Linked DNA regions of Homo sapiens: region 1 is linked to region 2. The links are chromatin loops, found by intact Hi-C in ENCODE. Cell type or tissue: lower leg skin. All regions are shown on one strand.

Region 1 (2,500 bases), 80 kb before region 2:
CCACAGAAAATCAGGTCTTAAAAATTTTTTAATAAAAATAGAAGAAAAACAATAGAAGACATTGACAGAGAAAGTTGAGGAAATCTTGTGAAGAAGCAGAGTAAGATGGAAAAGTAGACAAAAGAGACCCAGTTCAGGGAGCCCATTATCTAAAAAATTTAGATCCCAAAAGAAATACTAGTTTTGAAAAGGGGCTGAGAACAAAATAAAAAATTCAAGCACTTTCCCAGTAAGGAAGACTATGCCACTGAAGAGGCCAAAGGAACTTCTCCTTCACCCTCTGAAAGGTCTGCTGAAAAATCAACTTGCAAAATGCAGAATAATTGGAGAAAAGGCATACAAATTTATTTAATGAGTATACACAGGAGCCTTCAGAATGAAAGCCCAAAGATCCTGGGGAAATTGTTCACTTTGATGCTTAGGTTCAACAAAATATTGACAGCCATACTTTGATTGGCTGTGTTTATGATTGGACAAAAGGGTAAGATCAAATGCTAAGGGACTGCATGGGGAAACCCAGCAAGGTCTGTTTAGACTCTTCTTGGCCTATCCGAGCATGCAGTCCTTCCTTCTGGGTATGGGGCGGGTCTTTCTCTGGAATAGGGGTCCTCTGAGCTATAGTCCAACAAGGTAAGTCAGATCATTTCTTTGTGGCCAGTTTTTACATAGAAAGGTGGAGGGAAAGGGTAATAACTTTAGGTTTTATGGCTGGCTTTGGGGAAAAGAGGTTCTGGTTTCTGACCCACCTTGGGGAAGAGAGATTCTAGTTTCTGTGGCTAGCCTTGGGAGAGAATGGAACTGAGCGACAGGAAGGTAGGAGAAGGTCAGAAAAACTTCTGGTTCTGAGGCTGCTTCTGAGACCTTCATTCTGGGGTTTGTTTTATGAGTCCCAATGTCAGAGGTGTTTGAACCAGAGTGACTCCACCTTGAATAGGGGCTGGGTAATATAAGGCTGAGACCTGCTGGGCTGCACCCCCGGGAGGTTAGGCATTCTCAGGCACAGGATAAGACAGGAGGACAACAGGACTGGTATCACAGATACAGGTCATAAAGACCCTGCTAATAAACAGGATGTAGTAAAGAAGCCGCCAAAACCCACCAAAACCAAGATGGCAATGAAAGTGACCTCTGGTGGTCCTCACTGCTCATTATACACTATAATATATTAGCATCGCAAATCATTCCCACCAGCACCATGACAGTTTACAAATACCATGGCAACATCCAGAAGTTACCCTATATTGTCTAAAAAGGGAATTTTCTGGAAAACTCACGAATAATCCACCCCTTGTTTAGCGTATGATCAAGAAATAACTATAAAAATAGCTGGCCAGGCACGGTGGCTCATTCCTGTAATCCCAGTACTTTGGGAGGCAGAGGTGGGTGGATCACAAGGTCAGGAGTTCAAGACTAGCCTGGCCAAGATGGCAAAACCCCGTCTCTACTAAAAATACAAACAAAAAGTAGCTGGGCGTGGTGGTGTGCACCTGTAATCCCAGCTACTCAGGAGGCTAAGGCAGGAGCATCACTTGAACCTGGGCGGTAGAGGTTGCAGTGAGCCAAGATCATGCCACTGCACTCCAGCCTGGGCCACAGAGCAAGACTACGTCTCAAAAAAAAAAAAAAAAAAAAAATAGCCAACCAGCAGCCCTCAGGGCTACTCTGTCTATGGAGTAGCCATTCTTTTGTTTCTTCTCTAATAAACTAGCTTTCACTTTATGGATTTATCCTGAATTATTTCTTGTGTGAGATCCAAGAACCGTCTCTTGGGGTCTGGATCAGGACCTCTTTCCAGTAACACCAACGCCACCGAGTGCCAGCCCAATAAATGAAAGTCAACCCTTACAAATACACATAATTGTGAAATTTTACCATATGAAAACAAAAAGATCCTATAACCCTCCAGGGTGTGGCAGGAGAAGAGGGAACCATTTCTTAGAAAGGAACAAGAATAAGAATAGCACTGGATTGCTCAATAACACTGAAAGAAAACAAGGGAGTGATGCCTTCAAAAATCTCAACCCAGGGTTCTACATCCAGTGAAACTACTGATTGAGGGGACAGAATTAAGACAAGGTCTCAAATTTACCTCCCATTAATTCTTTTGTAAGAAGCTCCAGAAAGATGTTCTGTACTAAAGCAGGGGGTACCCAAAAAAGTGTGGGGGCCAAGATGTAAACTTGCCTGTCACCCTCTGAAGGTTCACTGAAAATCAGCTGACATAAGGCAGATGAATAGGAGAGAAAGCATACAAATTTATTAACGTGTACCTGTGGTCCCAGCTACTCGGGAAGCTGAGGTGGAGGATCACTTGAGCCTGCAGTTTGAGGCTGCAGTTTGAGCTATGATCATGCCACTCTACTCCAGCCTGGGCAACAGGCAAGAATTGGTCTAAAAGAAAAAAAAAAAAAAAAAACAGACTTTACAGGGTATGTCAAAGAAGTATATTTGGGGGTGAAATACTTTGGTTTTCTTCAAAAGAATGGTGGAATTCTTCAAA
Region 2 (2,500 bases):
ACAAATGATTGTGGCTTTTCTGGTCACACAAAACATTGGCAATCTTCCCTTTAAAGCTATAGGCTGCTTTTTTATTTATCTTAAAGCACTTCTTTTTATTGCAAATTTTTTGTACATATTTCAATAGCTGCATGACACAAAGTTCAGCAGAGTATCACAACCCAACCTGTGACACCTCTTCTGTGCTGCAGTTTCTCTTATATGCTTATTCACATTTACCAATGAAAGAACAAGCCTGCCTGGTTTCCTCTGCCAATTCTGGCCTCTCCTCTGAATGATGGGCTGATTGCAAGTACTAGCATGCTATCAGATAGGCTTCATTTTAGAGAAAGTAGGTAGGAATCAGGCAGTAATCAGGGAGGACAGACAACCTGGGATTTCTGCCCAATCCCCACCACCCCCCACCACCCTCCCCCACCCCCGAAAAAAGAAAAGTTGTTCAGGTGCAGGTGCTCACACCTGTAATCCCAGCGCTCTGGGAGGCTGAGGTGGGAGGATTGCTTGAAGCCAGTAGTTCTGGGCAACAGAGTGAGACCAGGTCTCTACAAAAAAATGTAAAATTTAGCCCGGTATGGTGGCATATTCCTGTAATCCCAGCTACTCAGGAGGCTGAGTTGGGTGGTTTGCTTGAGCCCTGGAGTTTGAGGCTGCAGTGAGATAGCATCACATCACACACTCTAGCTTGGAGACACAGCAAGACCCTGTCTCTTGAAGGAAAAAAAAAAAAAAGGCCGGGCGTGGTGGCTCACACCTGTAATCCCAGCACTTTGGGAGGCTGAGGTGCGCGGATCACGAGGTCAGGAGTTCGAGACCAGCCTGGCCAATATGGTGAAACTCCATCCCTACTAAAAATACAAAAATTAGCCAGGCTTGGTGGCAGGCACCTGTAGTCCCAGCTACTTGGGAGGCTGAGGCAGAAGAATCGCTTGAACCCAGGAGGCGGAGGTTGCAGTGGGCCGAGATGGTGCCACTGCACTCCAGCCTGGGCAACAGAGCAAGACTCCATTAAAAAAAAAAAGCCAAAACATGGAGGACCCTCCTCTAGGGCACTAAATCTCATGTTGAAGCCCTGGCTTCTTTGAAACAGATCATTTGCTTTTTTGTCGTTGTTGAGACAGGGTCTCACTGTTGCCCAGGCTGGAGTGCAGTGGCGCAATCTCGGCTCCCTGCAACCTCTGCCTCCCAGGTTCAAGCAATCCTCCCACCTCAGCCTCCCGAGTAGCTGGGACTATAGGTGTGCAGCACGCCGGGCTAATTTTTGTATTTTTAGTAGAGATTGGGTTTATGCCATGTTGCCCAGGCTGGTCTCAAACTCCTGGGCTCAAGCCATCCACCAACCTCGCCCTCCCACAGTGCCGGGATTACAGGCTTGAGCCAGCACACTGGTCCATTTGCATTTTTTGGAGTGCTGTTGCAGCCTTCTGCCTGGGGGCAAACACCATTGCTATAACAGGTTATAAGAGACCAACCGAAGCAGTCGTCCACCTGCAGGTAATTCTTAAATCAAACATCTTGATTTCTTTTCCTCTTCTCATTTTTGCTTTCTATATAAGCCAATCACAGTGGACTCCACTGTGGGAAAATGGTTACCACTTGTGCTACAGACTTCTTTCAAACTTCTTCTGAGATATGGCTTCTATTGTTAGATTATTCTAGGGGCTAATCCATTCTGCTTTCCAAATCTAATTTCCATTCTCTTTTCAAAACCTTAATTCCTCTGATATGTCCCTCTTCTGTTTTCAAGCTTATACCAATTTATTCCATTTTATAAAAAAACTTATTATTTATTAAATTGGATTTTATTTGAGGGAGGGGAGGACAATGTTGAATTCACACTGCTATCTTAACCTAAAAGTGTTGCATTCCCTTTTTAATACTCAAGAGTTCACAGTTTTAAAAATCAGAATTGAACAAACACTAACTAGATCAGAAAATATTCAAGATACTTCAGTCACTAAACACATGTGAGAGGTGACTATTTTAGAAAGAATTTCCTCACTTTAAGTAGTATTTTTTAAAGAAATTATACCCTATTCTGTGAGCAAAGTTAATCTCAAGCCAGATATTTACTAAAAATATAATAATTATTTATATAATTCAAGCAACAGCACAAACTGTCCTACAAACACATATCAGCTCTGAACATTTCTGTTAAAAGGATTTTGGTCTCTTTCAGTTCCCTATTTGATTTTACCAGGCTAGCTGTAGACCTCTCAGAATCATAGATGATTAAAATGAGAATGTGTTATATATTTAGTCATACCTACTCACATTGTAGAGGAAAAAACTGAGGCCACGCAAGACCATCTAACACAAGGCCACCAAACTTGTGACAGGGATAGACTAGAATAAAGCCATTAGCATTTCTACACCAGTGTTCTACCCACATATAAACAGCCTGCCCCAACTCCCTTACATATTTTTGTAAAAGCTTTTATCTTTTCTTCACAACATTTATCATCTCTTATTTAGTGTCTTCCTTTCCTGCTAAAGTCTAAGC

What was found. A loop is a pair of places that touch in the nucleus more often than their neighbours do. Peaks named below come from ENCODE experiments on the same cell type or tissue, not always from the same donor. Only the 100,000 strongest peaks of a DNase experiment are listed, where the experiment ranks them.
Region 1: it touches region 2 in a loop (2.6-fold over the local background); 7 of 110 quality-filtered maps call a loop at or near these places.

What each region holds. Positions count from the first base shown.
Region 1 is chr3:132,543,781-132,546,280 of GRCh38, forward strand. It overlaps LOC124909436 (a long non-coding RNA gene), which reads left to right and starts at 2,359. Exons shown (of 2, transcript XR_007096094.1): 1 at 2,359-2,500. In lower leg skin, no CTCF peak of the experiment used is centred here; no DNase peak of the experiment used is centred here.
Region 2 is chr3:132,623,596-132,626,095 of GRCh38, forward strand. All of the region lies in intron 9 of ACAD11 (acyl-CoA dehydrogenase family member 11), which reads right to left. All of the region lies in intron 34 of NPHP3-ACAD11 (NPHP3-ACAD11 readthrough (NMD candidate)), which reads right to left. Among named protein-coding and RNA genes, the nearest start is that of ACKR4, 28 kb to the left of the region's middle. RefSeq lists a silencer at 2,115-2,164. In lower leg skin, no CTCF peak of the experiment used is centred here; no DNase peak of the experiment used is centred here.